Regions from separate parts of the Homo sapiens genome. Here all the other regions are linked to region 2. A link is an interaction called in ENCODE POLR2A ChIA-PET data of the cell type or tissue named here. Cell type or tissue: PC-9. All regions are shown on one strand. Each heading gives the region's core, and the rest is flanking DNA. Links, peaks and the distances in the headings are about the cores only.

Region 1 (8,308 bases), core at 142-8,141, 76 kb after region 2:
GGCCCTGACTCTAGGTCAAGGGCATTCCAAAGAAACCTGAAAAACTAGTTCAGGTCACGATGGGAAGAGAGTCAGACATGTCTCATGACACCCTCCTCCCTTTAGAATTCAGGCATGACTGACCAGCATTAATGTTAAATCAGAGATCTTAAGACTGACAAAGCAGACTCTTTATAGCAATAAGACAGCAAATTCCAACCTGACTCCAGTTTAGCATCACAGGACAGATAGCAGGCCCTGAAAGAAACTGAAATATTTTACCCCAAAATATATTTCTTTGACATATTTTGAAACGGCCCTGCAAAGTTGTCTCTTGTGGGGGAAAAGTCTATGTCCTGTAGAGAATCCCCTTCCCTTTCTGGATTTTTTTCCCTGGTCCAAAAGAGAATTAACTAACAGCCTGGCCCCTTTTTAGGCCTGATAAGAGCTCTGAAGCCTGCTGCGTAGAGGCTTCCTCTGCATGATAAAATCTTGATCTCCACAACCCCTCATCTTAACCCAGATACTCCTTTCTATTGATCCCAGATCTTCAGATAATGACTCTTTCAACCGGTTGCCAACCAGAGAATCTTTGAATCTGGCCAGGGGCAGTGGCTCACGCCTGTAATCCCCACACTTTGGGAGGCCAAGGTGGGGAGATCACTTGAGACCTGGAGCTCGAGACCAGCCTGGCCAACATGGCAAAACCCCGCCTCTACTAAAAATTAAAACATTAGCCAGGTGTGGTGGTACACACCTGTAGTCCCAGCTATTTGGGAGGCTCAGGCACAAGAATCACTTGAACTTGGGAGGCAGAGGTTGCAGGGAGCTGAGATTGCACCACTGCACTGCAGCCTGGGCTACAGAGTAAGACTCTGTCTCAAAAAAAAAAAAAAAAAAAAAAGAAAGAAAGTTTATTTTGCCAAGACTAAGGACACATGCCTATGACACAGCCTCAGGAGGTTCTGACAATATGTGCCCAAGGTGGTCAGTGCACAGCTTGGTTTTACAGATTTTAGGGAGATGTCAGACATCAATCAACATATGTAAGATGAACCTTGGTTAGGTCCAGAAAGGTGGGACAACTCAAAACAAAGGCAGGACGGCATAGGGTAAATAAGACAAAAGTGTTTGCATTATCTTGAGGTTCTAATTAGCCTTTCCAAAGGAAGCAATTAGATATGCATTTATCTCAGTGAGCAGAGGGATGACTTTGAAAAGAAACGGAAGCAGGTTTGTCCTAAGCAGTTCCCAGCTTGATTTTCCCTTTAGCTCAGTGATTTTTGGTGTCCCAAGGTTTATTTGCCTTTCATACATTTATAATCATGTCTTTGTTCCAGCCCTCAAAATTCAATACGATTGAATAAATATCCTTTCCACCATTTTGTAGGCCCTGAAATGAAAAGAAAGATGTAAGAGGCATTCATATATTTACACATAGTAATTGCATATTTCTGTTTTGGTTTGAGTCTTATTGGATATATGTAAACTTCCTCAAACTGAAAGAATGTATTGTTCTTATGAGAAAATGTAAGTTCGTTGATTTACGTGATTTAAATGTTGATTTATTCAACAATCACTGTACTAATGGAAAGCCCAAATGAAGATTCAACAGGGAAAAGATAACCATCATTTCCTTACCTGAAGAGTCTGTAATCTAGGAAATGGGCAAGTAACTGCATGATGCATTTATAAGGCTTGGTACGTTCATGGGCTGTTAAGCACAGGCTGTTATAAATGTAGACGAGAGGCAGACTTGCAAGGAAGCAGCATCATTGAAATTGAGACCTTATAGATGAACAGGCATTACGCAGATGAAGAACGTCCAAGCAAAGGAAACAGTATGTACAAAAGCCTAGAGATTAAAGAGACAGGGCCTATTTAGGGGGAATAATGTTGTTTCCTATGAGTGGAAGATAAAGGAGAGACACACGGTTGAGTGCTGAGAGAAGAGGGCTGAACAGGAAGCTAGACCTGGTCACCAAGAACACTGCAAACTGTATTAAGAAAAGCAATGACGCCCGGCACGGTGGCTTCTCATGCTGCCCATGGTCCCAGCTACTTGGGAGGCTGAGGTGGGTCAACTCCTGAGCCAAGGAGTTCCAGGCTGCAGTGAGCTATGATCGCATCACTGCACTCCAGCCTGGGTGACAGAGTCACATAGGATCTTAAGCAGAAGGATAACAGTATGAGATTTGTGCTTAAGAGATATAATAATAATGATGATAATAACAATAATGATTGCTAACCATTCCCTGTGTAAAGAATATGTCAAATAGTTTGCTAAATGTTTTACATCATACACTTTGTAACATATGTTTCAAGTAAGATCACTGTGGCTGACAACAAAAGCTTTACAAATTAAAATAGAAAGCAGAAAAGAGAAACATTTTTGTTTGCTTAAATAGGGCTTTGCTCCATAATTACCAGCACAAGTGTGGCTTATATGAAGTGTGAACCTTGGCTAAAGAGATGATGATTTCACAATGTAAACAAACAGGGCACTTTTCATTCTGGGAACACAGAATTATTTGGAAAAAAATGGTTAAACTATAGTAAGTAGGTTTGATTTATGTTTAATCTATTTTCTCATAGTGCAGGGAAATAACTATGTTTGCTTAATAATTGTGTGTGTGTACTGAGGTTAGTGGAGATTCAGTGGAAAGTCCTTGGAAGAATATTACAAATGGGCCAGGCGCGGTGGCTCACAGCTGTAATCCCAGCACTTTGGGAGGCCAAGGCAGGCAGATCACCTGAGATCAGGAGTTCGAGACCAGCCTGGCCAGCATGGTGAAACCCCATCTCTACTAAAAACACAAAAATTAGCTGGGCGTGTTGGTGCACGCCTGTAGTTCTGGCTACTTGGGAGTCTGAGGCACCAGAATCGCTTGAGCCTGGAAGGCAGAAGTTGCAGTGAGCCAAGATCATGCCACTGCATTCCAGCCTGGGAAGCACAGTGAGACTCTGTCGCAAAAAAAAAAAAAAAAAAAAAAAAAAAAACTACTACAAATGTTTACCTTAAGTCATGAAGCTATACATAAAGGTTTTGAAAAGACATAAAGCTATCAGAAGGATAGCATCTTTTACTGATAGCTTTTTCAAAGGCATTATTGAAATGATTAGCTATAGAAATTCTCATAAAGTTACTTTGCAAGCCACAGGCTAGATATGCTCCCAGAAATGATATTAAATATTTTTAATATTTATTAATATCAGAAAGAATTCAGGTCATGGAGCTGGAGGCTCCTTGCTGGTTTCTGAGTGCTGTGTAGATTCAGAGATCTAAGAGAGGGACCATACAGGCACAAGGACATCTGGGGACCTTGGAAGCCATAGGATGTTGGCTGTTCACCAACGAATATGGAAGTATTTCAATATTTTATTTCCAATCTGTATGACTATACCAGTAGCTGTTAGCTGAATATCAGCTGTATGTGTTTTTTGTTTGTTTGTTTGTTTCTGTTCGTTTGTTTGTTTGTTTTTGAGACAGAGTCTTGCTCTGTCGCCCAGGCTGGAGTGCAATGGTGCAATCTCGGTTCACTGCAACCTCCGCCTCCCGGGTTCAAGCCATTCTCCTGCCTCAGCCTCCCGAGTAGCTGGGATTACAGGCGCCTGCCACCATGCCCAGCTAATTTTTTTTATTTTTAGTAGGGACAGGGTTTCACTATGTTGGCCAGGCTGGTCTCGAACTCCTGACCTCATGATCCACCTGCCTCGGCCTCCCAAAGTGCTGGGCTTACGGGCGTGAGCCACCGCACCCAGCCTTATCAGCTGTGTATGTTTCTGGTTTTAGTATGAATAGGAAGAGTTATATAAAGATGGCATGATGGTAATCACATGTATAAGGTTACAAGAAAAATATACTCAGAGAACACTGCATTTGAAAACAACCAATAAATTTTATATCCCACAGATAGATTGTGTGGCACAGAAAATGAATCATGGCTGAGCACGGTGGCTCATGACTGTAATCTCCCCGCTTTGGAAAGCCGAGGCAGGAGAATCACATGAGCCCAGGAGCTCAAGACCAGCCTAGGCAACATAGTGAGACCTCATCTCAACAAAAAATTTCAAAATTAGCTGGGTATGGTGGTGTGCACCTATAGTCTCAGCTACTCAGGAGGCTGAGCTGGGAGAGTCACTTGAGAACCCACGAGGTTGAGGCTGCAGTGAGCCATGATTGTGCCACTGCACCCCAGCCTAAGCAACAGAGTGAGACCCTGTTTCAAAAAGAGAGAGAGGGAGAGAGAGAGAGACAGAGAGAGAGAGAGAGAGATTGAGAGAAAGAAAAAATATGAGTCAGAACCTCAAAACAGTGCATAAGCAGAACTCAAATCTAAAAAGTTTAATATTTAGCATAATGGGGATTTATTGTATTAAAACATTGGAAGAAACATAGTTTTGGTTCTCCACTCTATAGGATACAAAATTGACAGAATGAACTCTCATTTTCAGATATTTATTAAACTGAATATATAAGAATATTGGGAGCCAAAATAACTCTCTCTTTTTTTTTTTTTTTGGCAAGTACATCTCCTTGTCAAGGTGTATGGTGGGAGGTGATAGAGTAGAACTTGGAAAGCAAGGATATGTCAGGACTGCTCCTTGTTACTGCGTGATCTTTGACAAGTTCATTTATTAGAGTACTAGTCTAGCTTCTGTAAGATCAAAGAAGAGTGGCTTAAATAAAATACCTTAATTTATGTCTCTCTCACTTAAAAGTTCATGTGAGAACTTTTAAGTAGGCCACTTCATGTGGTCATCTGCAGACTTGGGTTTTTCCATGCCATAAATTATGTTTCTTATCTACATTATCAAAGCTGATTCAACACCACAAACAACGTTCCTGTCTGCTGGGAATGGGGAAAATACAAGGAAGTGGAAGAAACTCCTTTAAAAGGTATGATCTATAAGTTACAATCATTTCTGGGCACTTTTTTCTTTCTTTTTTGAGACAGGGTCTCACTGTGTCACCCAGGCTGGAATGCACTGGTGCAATCCTAGCTCACTGCAGCCTTGACCTCGGGGCTCAGGTGATCCTCCTGCCTCAGCTTCCTAAGTAGCTAGGGCTGCAGGCATGGCCACCACACCTGGCTAATTTTTTTTTTTTTTTTTTTTTGAGACAGAGTCTCACTTTGTCGCCCAGGCTGCAGTGCAGTGGCGTGATCTTGGCTCGCTGCAAGCTCCACCTCTGGGGATCATGCCATTCTCCAGCCTCAGCCTCCCGAGTAGCTGGGACTACAGGCACCCGCCACCACCCCTGGCTATTTTTTTGTATTTTTAGTAGAGACGGGGTTTCACTGTGTTAGCCAGGATGGTCTCAATCTCCTGACCTCATTTTTCACCCGCCTTGGCCTCTCAAAGTGCTGGGATTACAGGCGTGAGCCACCACGCCCGGCATTCCTGGCTAATTTTTAAAATTTTTTTTGTAGAGATGGGGCCTCGCCGTGTTGCTCAGGCCGCACATTTTGAAATAGTGGAAACTGGTCAGAGTAGTTAAAGGTGGCAGGTTTTGATAGTTGTTCACCACTGCATTCCAGCCTGAGTGGCAGAGAGAGACCTGTCTCGGGAGAGGAAGGGAAAGGAAAGGGGAAAGGAAAGGGGAAAGGAAAGGGGAAAGGAAAAAGGAAAGGAAAAAGGAAAGGAAAGGAAAGGGAGAAGAGAAGAAATGTGGAGAATGGAGAATTGTATTAAATGATCAGTCTGTAGAAACCACCTAGCCCAGCACCTAGCGCATATTAAGCAGTCAGTAGTAGTTAGTTCTTCCCTTCCTATCTTTATGCAACAGTAGCTCTGATGTTGTTCATAGGATTCTTGTTTCTATAGGGCCTAGCTAGGTAAAAATGCAACCTGGTGTAAGGAACAGCCTTGTTGTGCCAGTTCAGTTGTTGTTCTTCATTCTGTGCCACATCCATGAAGATGTATTCACAAGTTTTACTAGTTCATATTTTACTATTCTGTAGAATCTGAATAGTACTGAAGGGCCCCTGAATCTCCTTCTATTTTGGCGAAATGAATTTGGAGACATAAAGGAAGACTATCTCGGAAATTTGAAGCATCCCATTGGGATCTAAGCTTTGAAGAAGAGGCTGGTCCATTGGCTGGGCGCGGTGCCTCACACCTGTAATCCCAGCATTTTGGGAGACGGAGGCAAGCAGATCATGAGGTCAGGAGTTCGAGACCATCCTGGCAAACACAGTGAAACCCTGTCTCTACTAAAAAAAAAAAAAAAAAAAAAAAAAATAGCCAGGTGTGGTGGCACGCACCTGTAGTCCCAGCTACTCAGAAGGCTGAAGCAGGAGAATTTCTTGAACCCAGGAGGCAGAGGTTGCAGTGAGCTGAGATCACACCACTGTGCTCCAACCTGAGTGACAGAGTGAGACTCTGTCTCAAAAAAAAAAAAAAAAAAAAAGAGCCTGGTCCAAATCCTACCTTGCCTTCCCTTCAGCTTTTTCTCTCCCACCCTCCACTTTCCCAAAATATATCCCAAGGAACTAGCCTCTATTGGGGGCCATCGCCCTTTGTTTTCTTTTCATTTGTTTTGAGACAGGGTCTCAATCTATCACCCAGGCTGGAGTCCAGTGGTGTGACATTAGCTCACTGCAACCTCTGCCTCCCAGGCTCACGCAATCCTCCCACCTCAGCCTCCTGAGTAGCTGAGACTACAGACGTAAACCACCATGCTCAGCTAATTTTAAATTTGTTTGTTTGTTTGTTTGTTAGAGATGGAGTCTTGATCTGTCACCAGGCTGGAGTGCAATGGCGTGGTCTCAGCTCACTGCAACCTCCACCTCCTGGGTTCAAGCGATTTTCCTGCCTCAGCCTCCTGAGTAGCTGGTACTACAGGCACATGCCACCATGCTCAGCTAATTTTTGTATTTTTAGTAGAGATGGAGTTTTGCCATGTTGGCCAGGATGGCTCGATCTCTTGACCTCAGCCTCGGCCTCCCAAAGTGCTGGGATCACAGATGTGAGCCACTGCACCCGGCCTAATTAAAAAATTTTTTTTTGTAGAGACAAAGTCTTACTATATTGCCCAGGCTGGTCTTGAACTCTCAGCCTCAAGCAGTCCTTCCACCTCAGCCTCCCGAAGTGCTGAGATTCCAGGCATGAGCTACCACTCTTGGCAACCTTTCTTTTCTATCCAGACCTAGGTCCTAGGTTCCTCAGACCTTTTGTGTAGTAGCTCCCAACTTTTCTGAACAACCCCAATATATCAGACTTAAGATATCCTCCATCCATTATTATGTAAAGGAAAAGTCCTGTTTCCCTTCTAATTGTATTCCCCTTATTTTTTATTTTAACTTTTAATTTTTTGGGTACATAGTAGGCATATATGTATTTATGGAGTACAGGAGATATTTTGGTACAGGAATGCAATGTGTAATAATCACGTCATGGAAAAGAGGATACTATCCCCTCGAGCATTTATCCTTTGTGTTACCAACAATCCAGTTATACTCTTTTAGTTATTTTTAAATGTACAATTAAGTTATTATGACTGGATTCACCCTGTTTATTTTCCTTATTTTTATAATAGCTAGTCTCCAAGATGGCGCCCAGTATTCTTTACCTCATGGCATACACTTTCATTTTACCCTCACCCCTCACTTTCTTGTATAGCCTCCTCTCGCACTGAGTCAAAGCTGACCCATGTGGTGGAAGTGATGTTGTGTGACTTCCAAGACTAGGTCATAAAGGGCATCAAATCTTTTGCATTCCTCCTTTTTGAATCCCTGGCTCTCAGGGAAGCAAGCCACCATGCCGTGAAAACACTCAGTCAGTCCTGGCAAAACCCATGTGTCAACAGCCAGCAACAACCCACACTTGTTGGGGTGAGCCACCTTGGAAGCAGAACCTCCTGCCCCAGTCAAGCCTCCCAATGGCCGCAGCCTCTGCTGACATCAGACTCTGTTCTCATGAGCCACTAAGCCAAGCTTTTCTGAATTTCTGATCTGTAAAAATTGAAGAGACAGTAAATATGTATTGTCATTTTAAGCCATTATGTTTTGGGGTGATTTGTTGCATAACAATAAAGAATTAATATGCTGTTGATTTTTACTCTATTTTGTTAGACTTGGTATAAGTCCACCCTCACACTGCTCTAAAGAACTATGTGAGACTGGGTAATTTATGAAGAAAAGAAGTTTAATTGACTCACAGTTCTGCAGGCTGTTCAGGAAGCATGGGTGAGAGGCCTCAGGAAACTTACAATCATGAAGGAAGGTGAAGAGGATGCAAACACGTAGAGAGAGCAAAGCAGGGAGATGCCACACACTTTTAAACAACCAGATCTCCTAAGAATTCATTCACTATCACAAGAACAGCA
Region 2 (8,308 bases), core at 172-8,171:
ACCTACTTAACAGCCTAAATGGATGTCTAATAGTCACTGCTGACATATAATGACCAGAAGTAAGCTTATGATATTCCCTTCAGACCTGTTCATCTCATTATCCTCCCCATCCGGGTTACTGGCAATTCCATTCTACCTGTTCATCACAGTCTCTCCGGACCTCCAACCACTGCTACCCCATGGTCATCTTCCATGAGGAATATTGTAATAGTCTCCTGTTTCCTTGTTTCTGCCCTCGTCCTCACTATAGTCTATTATCTAAACAGCCGTCAGAGTAATCCCATTGAAGGATAAATCAAATCATGTCACTCCTCTTTTCCAATCCCCTCATGGCTTCCCATCTCAAAGTAAAAGCTGAAGTCCTTAAGGTAGTCTAAAGTCCCTCGCCACAGGCACCGTCCCCCTTCCCTCTGACTTCACCTCCACTATTCTCCCTCTCTGCTCCAGCCACACTGGCCTCCTTGCTGCTCCTAGGACATCCAGGCACCATCTTTCTACCCAGTGTTCTCTCTGCCTGGAACACTTGCTAGCCTGATAGATCCTTAGGGCTCCCCCCTCAAGCCTGCAAGTCTTCACCCCAGTGTCATTTTCTCAGTGAAGCCTTCCCTGATCACCATTTCTAAAATCTGCAGTCCAGGCCGGGTATGGTGGCTCATGCCTGTAATCCCAGTACTTTGGGAGGCCGAGGCTGGAGGACTGCTTGAGCCCAGGAGTTTGAGACCAGCCTGGGCAACACAGCAAGACCCTGTATTAAAAATAAATTAGCCAGGCAGGCTGGGGTGTGCTTGTCGTCTCAGCTACTCAGGAGGCTGAGGTGGAGGGATCGCTTGACTCCAGGAGTTCAAGGCTGCACTGAGCCATGATTGTGCCACTACACTCCAGCCTGGGTGACAGAGTGAGACCCTGACTCTAAAAAACAAAACAAAACAAAACAAAAATTAAATCACAGCTCCCTCCCCACTTGCCACACACACACACACACACACACTCTCACACACTTACTCACTTTCCTCTTCTCCCTCCCCATGTTCGGTTTCTTCCTTATCACTAACCACTATCTAACTTATTACATAGTTTACTTGTTTATCTAGTTCATCATCAATTCCTGACTAGGATGCAAACTCCACAAAGGCCGGGCTTTCGTCTGCTTTGTGGACCACGTTCAGCACCTGAGCCTCTCTCATTCACACCCAGGCACCAGCTCAGTCGCCCTAGTACTTTGGGTGAAGAGGAAGGAATATGGGCATCAGTGGTTCTTTTGTTCAGCCAAAGAGCACCCGGCACCATCGGTCTGCTCTTGAGCCTGGCAAGTGCATTTTTTTTTGGGAGCTACCCCACCATGGAATGCCAAGGAGTCCAGGGCAGGACACCATTCCTATCAGCAAACACTAGAACAGGGTAGACGCTGTGTGCCTCTGGTGTTTATCACGTGCTGCCTCTAATAAATGCTATTCACAACCACCACTAGACCAGGTCCCGTGCACCCTGACCCATTTTAACAAACGTACCCATTGAATACAGTGAAGCTGGGGAAGCCCAGCCCAGGAGCATTGCCTCACTGGGTCAGTCCCACTGCTGGGCTAGGACACCTGTGGTCCCTTCTTCTCACCCTGGAGCTGTGTCTGTGTGAGGGGCTTGCCCCTAAGCCAGCCCACCTGGCACCATGAGGCCCCTGCCTTATACAACGGTAAGTTCTCCCATAGCAGCTAAGCTAATTCTGGCTACCTACTGATTTGAAAAGGTTTTTAGAAAGAAATTTGCATTTTCCCAGAAACATCAGCTCTACATTATCCAAATAAACAACAAAGCTAGAACACAGGGGGCAAAGGATTATGAAAGGGACGGGTTTTAAACAAGGATCAAGGAATAGCAAATAATGACATCGGCAAACACTTCTATGATTCTGCTATGGTCTGAGTGTGTCTCCTGAAAATTCATGTTGAAATCCTAACCCCCAAGATGACGATATTAGCAGGTGTGGACTTTGGAGGTGACTAGGTCATGAAAGTGGAGCCCTATAAATGGGATTAGTGCCCTTCTAAAAGCAGGGTGGGAGCGGGTGTGGGGGACGTGGGGGAAAACTCCCTTGCCCGTTGCACCATGTGGAGACACAGCCAGGAGGTACTGTCTGTGCAGAAGGGACCCTCATCAGACCTGGAATCTGCCAGTGGGCTTCCCAGCCTCCAGAACTGGGAGAAACAAATTCCTGTTGCTTATAAGCCACCCAGCCTATGTTGTTTTGTTACAGCAGCCCGAGGGGACTAAGACGGGTACTGTGTCCTAGATTAGCTCATTTAATATTCACTATGATCTATGAAGCAGGCACTACTCTTCATCATTCATGAACGATTATTTCCCGCTGAGAAAACTGAGGCACAGAGCAGTCAGTCGCCTAACTCACGGCCCCTGTGAGAGGGTCGCCAAGATTCTGGAATCCGGGCAGTCTGGCTCCAGAGTCCGTGCTCTTAGTGTCCAGCTATACACTTGAAGAAGTGAAAACTGCAGCTCTTTTCGGACAGTGATCCCCTCGAAAAACAAACAAAAAACTGAAGCCCAGCGGCTGGAGCAAGGGGCCTGGAAAGGCGTTGAGCGAGGGCCGGGGCGCGAGGGCTCCGGGGCGGGCCGGCGGGGACTGCCTCTCCCGCTGGTCACCTGGGGTTGAACTGGAATTGTTCAATAGAGGCCTCGAGGCCCTCCATGATCTTCCGGCCCTCCTCTGTCTCAGGCGAGTCGCCCCAGTTCGCCATTGCAGCCCCGGACGTGCGCCTCCCGCGGAGCCGCTCGCTCTCCTGAGTCGGAGTCGGGAACCCGGCGTCCGTTGCCATGGCGACTCCCAGGTAACCGGCGAAGCGCGGGAATCCGTGGGCGGGGGCCGGGGAGGGCCGCGAGTGGAGGGGGGTGGGGAACGGGGTGGGGAGGGGAAGGGGGAAGGAGATGGGGAGGAGGGGGATAGGGAGAAGGTTGGGGATGGGGGGGAAGGGGAGAGGGAAAGGAAGTAGAGGAGGTGTGGAGGGAAGGAAGAGGGGGAAGGAGTGGGGGAAGGGGGAAGAGATGGAAAGGAGGATGGGGAGGGAGCACGCGCGGGAGGAGGGGAGTGGAGAGGGGGAGGAGGAGGCGGGGCGGGCTCCCAAGCCACCCCGCTGCGCTTTCACTGTCCCGCCTGCCTCAAGGCTTCCCCACAAGACTCCCACAGCCTGGAGGCTGCTGCGATACCCCAGAGGAAAGCTGCACCCCCGTAAATAACCCTTCAGCCTCCCGCCGTGCCCCTGGACCCTGCTCGCTTCCTCCTCTACCCAGGCGCGGAGCTCAGCCTACCTCGTGGACCCGCGCATTTGCGGGGGCTTGAATTCCCGAGCTTCTCGCTTCCTACGCGCGCAGCAGACCCGCAGCTCGGTGGCCTTGGCTTTCATGGCCTCCCAGCGTGTGCCAAAGGTCCCCCTCAAGGAGGAGGAAAAGCAGTGAACCCATCTAATAACTATGCTCATGACATAATGAGCCCTGCGATCCCGGACCAAGGCCATCATAAGAGGAGAGCAGGCTGCCTAATAAGCTGTCTCCACCTGCCACAAACGTAGGCGTTCCTGGACAAAATATTTCCTTGCAGAGATTAAACAGATTTCTATTTAATGAGGTCAGAATGTGAGGCGTTAAGTCTTAAACTATACCATCTAGTGTGGAATTCAATTTTACCAGGTTTCTACAATAATAAGAGTTAATAGTGAAACTGTTGTCATCCTTAGTTTTAAATTATGTATCACTCATTGTCAACTAATAGGAGACACCTATTCTAATATCAGTATGTCATTGTTTTTCTGTAAACGACTGGCTAAATTTATTTTTAAAATGTCATTGTCTGGTTTAGAACTGTCTATACTACATCTGCATTTCAATATATTATCTACAGAAAAATAAGTTTTTTCTCCTCTCTCTTATTATTATTATTATTATTTTTTGGAGCCGGAGTCTCGCTCTGTCGCCCAGGCTGGGGTGCAGTGGCGCGATCTGGGCTCACTGCAACCTCCGCCTCCCGGGTTCAAGCAATTCTCCTGCTTCAGCCTCCCGAGCAGCTGGGACTACAGGCACACAGCACCAAGCCAGGCTAATTTTTTGTATTTTTAGTAGAGACGGGGTTTCACCGCGTTGTGCAGGCTAGTCTAACTCCTGAGCTCAGGCAATCTGCCCCCCTCGGCCTCCCAAAGTGCTAGATAACAGGCGTGAGCCACAGAGCCCGGCCTCTTCTCTGTCTTGTAACAGTAAGTGAAAATAACTTAGCTGGATTTAGAAGCTCAAAACAGGAAAAGAAAAGCACTGTAGCATTATCACTACTATTATGTTTAAAGACAAAGATTAAAAGCCCCAAATGCCAATAAAACATCATAACCAATGCCAAAATCATCTTCTGTGAAGGCTTATTTTTTGGGGGGGAGATGAAGAGAGAAGAGAAAAAGAGTTACTTTTACTCTTTGGAGGTTTTTAATTACAAACTCTAACTTCAGACTTTATTTGGGGAATTTTTATTATATAATCAAAAGGTATTTTAAAAGAAAGAAATTTATATATCTACAATAACTTTTCTTTTTCCTAAGTGATATTTTACCACAATGTATATACATGTTTTAAAATAAAGATTAAAATTTTAAGTTAAAATTTCAAAACCTATCTGTTTAGAGCTGGGCCAAGACAGTGTAAAGAATGTGACAAGCTGTTGGCTATTTTCCTAGTGCAATTATAAATGAATCGTTTGAAACTGAGGAGAGAGATCGCACAGAAGATTTCATGAGTCATTGGTCAGCTCTGTACAGCATTTGTTGACTGATATAGTCTGCATAGTTACGCCATCCCACAAAAACATGCATTGAACAGAACATCTTTGTTTGAAACCTTGCTATAGCATATCAAGGAGTTTCAGATTTCAGTGTCTAAGAGACCACGCTATGATGATGATTGTTTTTGAAACCGTTAACTACATAATACTTCTCTTCTTGTCAGTTACCTGTATTTTATCTCACAGGTGTTCCGGCTTATAAAATTGTTTATTTCAGATCAGATTCTCACCTGTAGTAACTGGCGTTGATGTGGTCAAAACATTTGTCATATTAAATCCAGGCCTCTTTTATCACATGCTAAATTCATTGATGGCTTTAGTGGAAAGCTCATGAACTCTGCAGTAAATATTAAATATATACAGGCTTTGAAACTTACTCGATTTAGAATTTTGGGCAAGTAAGTTAACATTTCAGAGCCTCTATTTTCTCACAAGTAAAAACTGGATAATGAATGTTTCTCAAAGTTGGGGTAATCTATAAAGCAGAAAAACACGCAGCACATGCATGAGGCAACTGCAAGAGAAATACCAACTAGGCCTTTGAAGGACTCTATTCCTTCTTCCTAAACCACTACTAGGGAAAACATTGTTTAAAGATGTCAGTGTTTTGGCTGGATTCGGTGGCTCATGCCTGTAATCCCAACACTTTGGGAGGCGGAGGCAGGCAGATCACTTGAGGTCAGAAGTTTAAGACCAGCCTGGCTAACATGGTGAAACCCTGTCTCTACTAAAAATACAAAAATTACCTGTGCATGGTAATGCACGCCTGTAATCCCAGCTACTTGGGAGACTGAGGCATGAGAATCACCTGATCCCGGGAGGCAGAGGTTGCAGTGAGCCGAGACTGCACCACTGCACTCCAGCCTGGGCGACAGAGTGAGACCCTGTCTCAAAATAAATAAATAAATAAAGATTTCAATTTTAAAAAATTGAACATTTCATAAGTTAACATTGTTTTTACTTGTTCAGTTAATAGGACTTCAGGCACAATTTTAAAATTTGAAGTGCTTCTCTGACATACCACAGGTATAAATAGAATATGTATTTATATAAAAATATCGCCTACCAGTTATTAAAAGTGATAACATCTCAGATTAACTAGCATGAGAATTTGATTAAGAGTCAAGTGCTGACTCTAAACATAGTAATTTATGTATTCCAGTTGGGTAGTATCAGTTCTATAGTCTAATAAGAGCCAAGAGGTTTCAGTTTAGGTTTGTAATTTAAATTCTTTCTAGAGCGTCATCACATGCGAAGTGCTTATTTTTCTTTTATCACCAGCTATAATATATGATTATGTGGTGGAGGCTCTGTTATGTAAACTTGTTTTATGTCATGCTTCATCCACAACCAAAGTTCTTAAATAAAGTCTTTGGAAGGACATAGTAAGGCTCTTAGCCAGGGCAATATAATGCTACTAAATCCTTTATGGCAAAACTCCTGAGACTAGATCATTTTAATGTCTTAAATTTTGCTGCTGTGAGACAGCATATCCACTCTGTGAAAGTCTATCAATAAGCATTTGTCAGCCGACTAAAGCTGAAAACCAAGATGACAAGCCCAGTAGGGGGTTTGGGGCAGGCGCAACTGTGGATGTGGAATTTGGATCCTTGCCGCCAAATGTCCTTGAGCACTGGAGTAAAGGATTTCCTCTATTTGGAGCTAAGTTTAGATCATCACTGTTTAAAAGAGAGCAGGCCCGCGTGTGGCTCACGCCTGTAATCCCAGCACTTTGGAAGGCCAAGGTGGGCGGAGCCCAGAAGCTAGAGGCCAGCTTGGGCAACATTGAGACTCTGTCTCTACAAAAAATTAAAAAGAGAGAAAGAAATAGTAGTGAACGTGAAGAAAATGGCAGGGGTGGGTTGGGCCTGTAATCCCAGCACTTTGGGAAGCCAAGGTGAGGATTGCTTGAGCTCAGGAGTTCAAGACTAGACTGGGCAACATAGGGAGACCCCATCTCTGCCAAAAAAAAAAAAAAAATTTTTTTTTCAAATTAGCCAAGAACCCAGAGTCCCAGCTACCCAAGAGGGTGCAGCAGGGGGATCACGTGAGCTTGGGAAGTCAAGGATAGAGTGAGCTGTGTTCGTGCCATCATATTGTAGCCTAGATGACAGAGCAAGAGTCCATCTCAAATAAATAAATAAATACATAAATAAATGGTAGGGCTTAGCTGTCTGCAGAAGTGAGCCCACCTGAGAGAGAATTTGTAAACTTACTGCTGAGGGAAGTTTGGGCGATCTCCAGTCTGTTCAAATGACCAGAGTGGATCCTAGTGCCTAGAACATAACCTAGGAAAACTGTCACCCACATATTGGAATTTAGGGTGAGGCGGTTCAGGACAAGTCAAAGTCTGGAGAGTAATACAAGGGCAGTCACCATATTTCATGCCGTCTAAGATTGCATCCTTTAGGATGTGTCTTTATTTTCTGTGCCACTTAGAAAAAAACACTTGCCAACTATGATTATACCTTGACACACCATGGGCTATATGATACACTACAATTTCAAGGATATACCAAAATGATACACCAAAATTTTATGTTAGAAATGTGAAAAACTGTCCAGGCACAGTGGCTCACACTGTAATCCCAGCACTTTGGGAGGCCCAGGTGGGCAGATTACCTGAGGCCAGGAGTTTGAGACCAGCCTGGCCAACATAGCAAAACCCCATCTCTACTAAAAATACAAAAATTATCCAGGTGTGGTGGCATGCACCTGTTATCCCAGCTACTTGGGATGCTGAAGCAGGAGAATCACTTGAACCTGGGAGGCAGAGGTTGCAGTGAGCTGAGATTGCACCACTGCACTCCAGCCTGGGCGACAGAGACTCTGTAGGCAACCCCCCCTCCCCCGTCAAAAAAAAGTGAAAAACTGTATATCTTAGAATCAGTGAATAAGGTAGTTAATAAGAATTTATCAGGCAGAGATCCTTCCTGGGGCCCCATTTAATCAGACCCTAGAAGGATCTACTCTCTTGAGAAGCAGGACATTCGTGAGGTTTTTCCACAATAACTTGGATAAAGTGCCCGTAGGACCATCTGGTTCTCTCTGTTCTTTTTCTAGTGTCACAGGGCAACATGCAAATAACTAATTCATGTTCTTGGGTACATAGATGCCAAGAAAGTCTTGATCTAGACAGCAAATGTGATTTTGGCTAGTGTGAATGTTCCCCTGTAGTCTCACCTGAATAAACTGATAAAATACAGTGTTTAGAGCTGTCTACATGAGGACTAGACTCAGAGTCAAGGCATCCCCACAAGGTACCACCAAGTCACACTTTACCAGGCAGTCAGCATGGCTCTCTTATTAACACTTCTGCATCTGCGATATTAAGCGCCCTTTATCATCCTGCAGCTTCAAACTCTGTCTCAGAAATGTAGTACTAAAATTCAAATTTAGCAATTTTGAGAACTAGAGAGGAATGTTAGACATAGAATACGGTAGTGTGAAACCCAAGTTTGTTATTGTTACCATGTCTGTTAA
Region 3 (8,308 bases), core at 142-8,141, 87 kb after region 2:
GTCTCAAAACAAACACACAAACAAAACAAAAAAATCTGTGTGTGCTATGAGCTATGATCATGCCAGTGCTCTCCAGCCTGGATGACAGAGACCCTGTCTCAAAAAAAAAAAAAAAAAAAAAAACCCCTGAAACCCCAAAACAACAACTCTATGGGCTATGTGTCATTCAACATGAGTATGAGTATTAATCTATTCAGCAGCCATGATTTTATTTAGGGTCCACTTCTAACAAAATTGTGAAGTCAACCTCTCACTTAACTTCTTAGCATACTTTTCTCCAATCCTAGACTCTCTATTTCTCTCTCTCTTTCTTTTTCTCTCTCTCTTTCTTTTTCTCTCTCTCTCTTTCTCGGTGTTTTTCTGTGTTTCTTCTGGGAAACTTACTCTTACTTATCATCAGGGTACTCTTATCTTTTCATGGAATTGTGGCTGGGTAGGCAGAGGAAGGGAACACTTCTGAGGTCTCCAACGTTATTAGCCATCTGGCTGCTTGCTCTTTGAGCCCAGCCCGGGTATTATGCAGGCATTTGTATTGAAATGTTCTAAAAGTTCTAAGAAATTGTATTTTGGTGAAGGCCAGTATGTTTCATAATTTAGTTATCCCATTTACACTCTAAGCTTTTAAAAGTTGTTTCCATATCATTTCCTACAGCATAAGTGTCATATAATTTTAAGGTTGAAAGAAATCATGGAGATCATTAAACCTTCTTTTGTAGAAGGAATAATTAAGAGCCAGGGAGATGTAATGATCTGTTCAAAGTCAAACAATTAGTTTTGAGGCTGGGAGTAGAATCTGAAGGTCCCGATTCTAGCTTACATTAGCAAATTATAAGACATTCACCAAATATCAGAGATCCTAGGTGTTCATGGGTATGATAGAGGAATGAATGCTATAAGAGGAAATAGAGAAAAATGAAAATAACTATTTTCCATCTCAGTTATTAATAGGTTGATCATATATTCTATATTTTCTAGGCACTCCCAATTTACACCTGATATCTGAAATAATTATTAATAAGAACCCTTTTTACTCTAAAAATGTACTGGTTCAGAACATAAATTACAGGTTACTTAAAGAAACACATTAAAAAATTGCATTGTTTTTCAATGATTCCATTTGCTCAGAAAATGTATTGAAGTGAGAGTTGGCCTGTACTGTAAATACAATAACCTATCAGAGTAAAACTGAAGCTGTAATGCATTGGTTTTCAAATTCCAAGTCACAGTCATTAGTGGGCCATGAAATGAACTTAAGTTATAATTGACATTTAAAATAAGGAATAAAATGGAATATAAAATAGAATGCAGTATAGGTAGTAACAATGCATGTTATTTTATGAAACATCTCAGTTATACAAACATACACATGTCTTTATGTAGGGATGCTACAAAATTTCTAAAATACTCAAGAATAACTCATTTATTTAAATGCTATTAAAGATGTTGAAGTGTATTTTTAACATAAAAGATATTTTGACATATCAAGTAAAAAATAGATGACAGAATAGTATCCCTTTTTTTTTAAAGTCAGTATGTATGTGTGTGTGTGTGTGTGTGTGTGTGTGTGTGTGTGTGTGTGTGTGTGTGTGTGTATCAGGGTGTCTTAACCTTGGTACTATTGACATTTTGGGACAAATAATTATTTTTTGTAAAGGGCTGTCCTATACAGGATAGGATCTTTAGCAGATCATCGATCTCTACCCACAACATGCCAGGAGCAGCTCTCCTTCCAGATGTTACAACCAAAAAATGCCTCCAGACCTTGCCAAACTGCTGTGGTTGGGAACCGCTGATACAGATATAATTGAAGAAGAAGTTGTCACATTTATAGGTGGTGTTTTTTTGTTTTTGTTTTTAAGAGATACCGTCTGGCTCTATCTGCCAGGCTGGAGTGCGGTGGTGTGATCCTAGCTCAGTGCAGCCTCCACCTTCTGGGCTCCAGCTATTCTTCAGCTTCAGCCTCCTGAGTAGCTGGGACTACAGGTGTGCCACACCATGCCTGGCTAATTTTTTAATTTTTTTGTAGAGACATGGTCTCGCTCTGTTGACCAGGCTGATCTCAAACTCCTGGTCTCAAGTGATCCTCTGCCTTTGCCTCCTGAAGTGCTGGAATTACAGATGTAAGCCACTGCGCCCAGTCCTGGGTGAGTTTTTTTGTTTGTTTTTGAGACAGAGTCTTGTTCTGTTGCCCAGGCTGGAGTGCAGTGGCAGGAACATGGCTCACTGAAGTCTTGACTTCCTGGGCTCAGGGGATCCTCCCACCTCAGCCTCCTGAGTAGCTGGAACAAGAGGCTCATGCCACCACATCCGGCTAATTTTTAAGGTTTTTTTTGTAGAGACAGGGACTTGCCACATTGCCCAGGCTGGCCTCAAACTCCTGGACTGAAGCAATCCTCCCATCTCTGCCTCCCAAAGTGCTGTCATTATAGGCATAAACCACCACACCAAGACCCTGGGAGGACTATTTTTAAAAAATTGTTTCTCTCTCTCTTCTGCTTATTTATAGCTTTCGACTTTTTTGTGATGACCATGTATTATTTTCATAATAATAAATCCCATAAAAACTATTTACATTTAAAACAATGTGTTGGCTTCATAGTAGTTACATTTATAATTTCAACCATCAAGAAGATTCTTAAGGAAAAAAATACGTTCCTGTGAAAGGGAAACAATTATTTTTTCTCTGCAATTTCTACTCAACACAGAACACTTCTGTGACCAGGTGTAGGGGTTTTTCTCTACACACCAAGCAGTTCTGTGGTGGACACCAACTAGGTGTCCTATAATTCAGTTTAATTCTGACACTATCTACCTGGAGTTAGAGTCAGATCCCAGAGGTTGAGGGCTCTGTCCCACAAGACTGACCTCACTTCAGACATCAATTGCAAGTAGTAGGTTGTTACCTATACCTCTGACCGACTGGTTGCAATCTGGGGGTCCCATGATCCCCTACTTTGGTTTGATTAATTTGCTAGGATGGTTCACAGGACTCAGAGAAATAATTGCATTTATTAGTGTATTATTATTAATGAAGAGTATTACAAAGAATAGAGATGAAAAGATACAGAGGCTGAAGTATGGAGGAGAGAGAATAGAGCTTTCATTGTCCAAGAGTTTTTATGAAGTTTAATCTCCAGTGTCCCCCACAACCCCTTTCCTGGAAGTTGGTGGGTGGGGCTGAAACTTTCGACCCTCTAATCCTCTAATCACTTGCTCTTTCTGTTGATCAGCCCCATCCTGGGGCTAATCAGGGGTCCCACCCTAAGTCACCTCATTAGCAGAAACTCTGCCTGTAATCCCAGCATTTTGAGAGACTGAGGTATGAGGATCGGTCAAGCTCTGGAGTTCAAAACCAGCCTGGGCAACATAGAGAGACCTCCTCTCCACTAAAAATAAAAAAAATTAGCCAGGCATGGTGGCACACACCTGTAGTCTCAGCTACTCTGGAGGCTGAAGTGGGAGGATCAGTTGACCCTAGGAGGTTGAGGCTACAGTGATACATGATTGCACCACTGCACTACAGCCTGAGTGACAGAGCAAGACCCTGTCTCGAAATAAATAAATAATAAATTAAATACAAAAACAAAAAAAGAATAAGGTGGAGCTACATATTGTGACATGAAACGTGTCCAGTATATACTAATTAAGTAAAGAAAAAAGTATAGTGCAGAGAAAATATGTACCATATAATCCTGTAATGCCAAATTTTTGCTCACATGTGTATGATATATATAATCTATATATGCGTATTAAAAAGTCTGAAAATATATACAATAAATGTAAACAGTAGTTACCACTGGAGTGGGAGATGAGGGAGATGGGATGGGATGTAAAGGAATTTTACTTCTATTTTTACACATGTGCATTGCTTTAATTTTTTAACACACTTTTTTAAATTAAATAAAAAGCAATATTAAAGTAACTTAATATCTATCCTCTTTTCTCTTCTTTTTCTTTCCTTTTCTTTTTGGCCACCCAGGCTGGAGTGCAGTGGCATGATCATAGTTCACTGCAGCCTCAACCTCCTGGGCTCAAGCAATCCTCCAGCCTCAGCCTCCTGAGTAGCTGGGACTACAGGCACTTATCACCATGTCCGGCTAATTTTTATACTGTTTGTATAGATGGGATTTTGCCATGTTGCCCAGGCTGGTCTTGAATTCCTGGTCTCAAGCAATCCTCCCCTCTCATCCTCCCCAAATGCTGGAATTACAGGCATGAGCCACTGTGCCTGGTCCTCTTTTCTCATTTCCTTAAGTCTTGGTAAAATAGTTTTATAATATCTGGGCATTTTTACAATTGAGCTCTTAGTCATGAAGGGTGTGTTTCTCAGTCTGGCCTTCTACCCATATAGAAGGAGGGTGGGGTGTGGCTGTTGCCTGCTCCCCACAGAAACACCCTTATGGTCTCTAGGAGGGGTAAGTCATATTGTTATCACGTTCACTTATTTACAGACATTTAGCTACTAGGTAAACATTACAAAGATTGTGGATTTTTAAAATGTTGCCACACAAACAGCCAACTGAGTTATGTTAGAATCATCCTTGGTAACAGATTTCTGCATTTACTGCAGTTATTCAACGTTTGGGTGTGTGCGGGTGTCTTGTTTTTCCTACTTTATGTTAAGCTATTTACAAACAAGGGACATATGATTATACTTCTATTTAAACCTGTGCAGGCCTAGTTACTGTTAGCAGACCTGTCCATAGTATCGGTTAAGGCAACTAGAAGCAGGCAACAGAGCACAGAACAAGATGGTTCTAGTCTACTGTTCTCCTTTTCTAATAGAAATTAACTGAATTCCGGCAACACTTGAGGTTTTGGGGCTCCTCTCTTTCACCATATGCTGGAATGAGTCAAGGCTGTGTATGGGAAATGATCACTCTATTTAAATTATGTCATTTAAACCTCCCTGTTGAGTAACAGACTTGACTTCTCTCAACAGTCAATCGGATCCACAAGATGAAGAATGCCATTGTGTGAGTACAGATTTGAACCCTGTTGCTAATCACTGGATGACCCTTTGGGCTATTTATCAAAAGGATCTGCGCCTTTTCTAAGCCTAAACTCGAGAGTCAATGATTATCCTTTTGTCACAGTCTTTTCTCCATACTTTGTCCTATTTTTTTCTCCTACAAAAACCAAACACATTAGCCCAGCATAGTTGTGCATGCCTGTAGTCCCAGCTACTTGGGAGGCTGAGTTGGGAGGATCACTGAAGCCCAGAAGGTGGAGGTTATAGTGAGCTGAGATCGTGCCACTGTACTCCAGCCTGGGCGTCAGAGCGAGACCCCATCTCTATTTAAAAATAAGAAGAAGAAGAAAGAAAGAAAGAAAGAAAATAAGAAATTATAGGCCGGGCATGGTGGCTCACACCTGTAATCCCAACACTTTGGGAGGCCGAGGCAAGCTGACCACCTGAGGTCAGGAGTTCGAGACCAGCCTGGTCAACACGGTGAAACCCTGTCTCTACTAAAAATACAAAAATTAGCTGGGCGTGGTGGTGGCACACGCCTGTAATCCCAGCTACTTGGGAGGCTCAGGCAGGAGAATTGCTTGAATTCAGGAGGCAGAGGTTGAAGTGAGCTGAGATTGTGCCATTGTGCTCCAGCCTGGGCGACAAGAGCGAAACTCTGTCTTGGGGAAAAAAAAATATACATATATATATTTTTTTCATATGTGTGTATATATATATAAAAAACCCAAACATCTACTGATTGTTTGATCTAGTTATCATATATTGATTTAAAGTTTCTGGAGTTAAGAGGTCTTTACATAATAGAATTTTCAGTGATTCTCTTCTTTAGTATAATGTTCAAGTTATGCAAGTAATACATAAATTCAATTTCGGAAGAGCCATAGATTTAAATAATTAAGGGTAGCTTTCACTTCTGCCTGGTAATTTCACTTCCAGCTGGTGACACGTCAGCCTTGGTAGATGAGCTGGAGAAAGAATATTTAGGTGTTTCCATGACATGATGCTCTTTATTTATTTATTTTTTCACTTTAAATTGTCAGTCCAACAGAACACAAAGAATGAATATATATCAACTCCACACATCACTTCCCAAGATGCTTGCCTTTATTGCTGAGGTACTATTTTTATTTGACAACATTCAGAAAATATTCTGCGCACTTTTCAGAATCTCAGAGAACCACACATAGAACCAACGAAACTAAAAATATGACATATCTGTGTACAATTCCCATATGCTTCATGGAATGCTCAACAAATGTTTACTTTACAAAATGTAAAAGTATTTTTTATATCATGAAGATTACACAAAAAGTTTATAAAAAAATTATAAATTCAAATAGCATTTCTACTAGTCTAGTGCCCTAAATATCCGTTTTATCTGGGCATGAATGATTTGGCTTCAGTAAGCTTCAGCTCACTTATATCATTTAAACAATTACATTTAAGCTATCATATAGAGTACTGTGAATTTGTCAGAAAAAATCTTTAAGATATATAAAATGTTGTCCATGATATATGCAATAATGTCACAAAATAAGTATTGTTGCTGCTGAGACATTTATGGTTAAAATATAATTATCTTTTTATCTCAAGCAATGAGCATAGTACCTGGCTCATGGTAAGGTTTTTAAAAACAGCTTTTATTTAGATATGATTTACATACCATAGAATTCATTCATCCTTCACATGTATAATTCAGTAGTTTTTAGTATATTCACAGAGTTGTGCAACTAGCAACTTTTTGTTTGTTTGTTTGTTTGTTTGTTTTGGAGACAAGGGGTTGCTCTGTCACCTGGGCTGGAAGGCAGTGGCAGGATCATAGCTGACTGCGATCTCAAAGTCTCAAAGTCCTGGGCTCAAGTGGTCCTCCAGCCTCAGCCTCTTGAATAGTTGGGACTACAAGTGCACACTACCACACTCAGCTGATTATTATTATTATTATTATTATTACTGGTAGAGATGGAGTCTTGAATGTTGCCCAGGCTGGTCTCAAACTCCTGGGCTCAAGTGATTCTCCTGCCTCAGCCTCCCAAAGTGCTGGGATTACAAGCATAAACCACCTTGCCCTGCCATAACCCATTTTCTTTTTTCTTTCTTTCTCTCTTTTTTTGTTGAGATAGGGTCTCCTCTGTCACCCAGGCTGGAGTGCAGTGGCACAATCACAGCTCACTGCAGCCTCAAACTCCCAGCATCAGTGGATCCTCCCAACTCAGCCTCCCAAGCATCTGGGATTACAGGTGTGTGCCACAATGCCTGGCTAACTTTTGTATTTTTTGTAGGGATGGGGTTTTGCCATGTTCCCCAGGCTGGTCTCAAACTACTGCACTCAAGTGATCTACCCACCCTGGCCTTCCAAAGTGCTGGGATTATAAGCATGAGCCCCTCGAACAGCCATAAGCTATTTTCAAACCATTTTGATCACTCCAAAAGAAACCCACGCCCTTTGGCAGTCACTCCACATTCCCTCCTCACCTCAGCCTATTCTCTATTCTAGACATTTCATATAACTGGAATTATACAGTATGTGACCTTTTGCATCTGGCTTTCTTCACTTAGCCTGTTTTGAAGATTCATCCATATTGTAGCATGTGTCTTCATTTTGTTCATGGCTGAATAATATTCCATTGTCTGAATGTATCACACTTGGTTTATCCATTCATCATTTGATGGATATGTGGGTAGTTTTTACTCTTTGGATATTATGAATACTACTACTATGAATATTGATATACAAGTTTTTGTATGGAGATATGTTCTTATTTTTCTTGGTTATATACCTAGAAGTGGAATTACTGGATCATATGGTTAACTCTATGTGTAACATTTTGAGGAACTGCTAAGCTGTTTAAAAAGTATCTGCGTCATTTTACAATCTCACAGGCAACGTATGAAGATTTTAACTTCACATTTTCTCCAACACTTGCTACTGTCTGTCTGTCTTTTCTTTTTTTTCCCTTGATACAGGGCCTCATTCTGTCACCCAGGCTAAAGTGCAATTGTGTGGTCATGGCTCTCTGCAACCTCAAACTCTTGAGCTCAAGCAATTATTCCCCCTCAGCCTTCCAGGAAGCTGGGACTACAGGCATGTGCCACCATGCCAGGCTAATTCTTTTATTTTTTATTTTTTGTAGAGACAGGGTCTTGCTATGTTGCCTCGGCTGCTCTTAAACTCCAGGGGTCAAGTGATCCTCCTGCCTCAGCTTCCCAAAGTACTGGGATTATATGCATGAGCCATGGCTCCTAGCCTAGGAATTGTTTTTTCTAGCTTAATTGGATGTATTTAATGTTTATCTAAAGACACAGGATTCAGCTTCTTTGCACAGTTTTTTTTAA

Evidence for each region. ChIA-PET counts read pairs that join two places held together with the same protein. Peaks named below come from ENCODE experiments on the same cell type or tissue, not always from the same donor. Only the 100,000 strongest peaks of a DNase experiment are listed, where the experiment ranks them.
Region 1: POLR2A ChIA-PET joins it to region 2 with 10 read pairs; 12 of 35 experiments call an interaction of 5 or more read pairs at or near these places.
Region 3: POLR2A ChIA-PET joins it to region 2 with 13 read pairs; 14 of 35 experiments call an interaction of 5 or more read pairs at or near these places.

The regions. Positions count from the first base shown.
Region 1 is chr10:23,417,371-23,425,678 of GRCh38, forward strand. No RefSeq gene overlaps it. Among named protein-coding and RNA genes, the nearest start is that of OTUD1, 18 kb to the right of the region's middle. In PC-9, for the core only: no CTCF peak of the experiment used is centred there; a DNase peak (open chromatin) is centred at 4,871; H3K27ac peaks cover 3,964 bases.
Region 2 is chr10:23,341,254-23,349,561 of GRCh38, forward strand. C10orf67 (chromosome 10 open reading frame 67) reads right to left here and starts at 3,544. Exons shown (of 16, transcript NM_001371909.1): 1 at 3,316-3,544. The coding sequence starts at 3,521. C10orf67-AS1 (C10orf67 antisense RNA 1) reads left to right here and starts at 2,704. Exons shown (of 2, transcript NR_155752.1): 1 at 2,704-2,837; 2 at 3,171-3,908. RefSeq lists a silencer at 4,667-4,961. In PC-9, for the core only: no CTCF peak of the experiment used is centred there; DNase peaks (open chromatin) are centred at 3,488 and 4,828; H3K4me3 peaks cover 2,030 bases; H3K27ac peaks cover 2,214 bases.
Region 3 is chr10:23,428,001-23,436,308 of GRCh38, forward strand. No RefSeq gene overlaps it. Among named protein-coding and RNA genes, the nearest start is that of OTUD1, 6.9 kb to the right of the region's middle. RefSeq lists an enhancer at 4,157-5,219. In PC-9, for the core only: no CTCF peak of the experiment used is centred there; DNase peaks (open chromatin) are centred at 4,391 and 4,901; H3K4me3 peaks cover 1,094 bases; H3K27ac peaks cover 3,028 bases.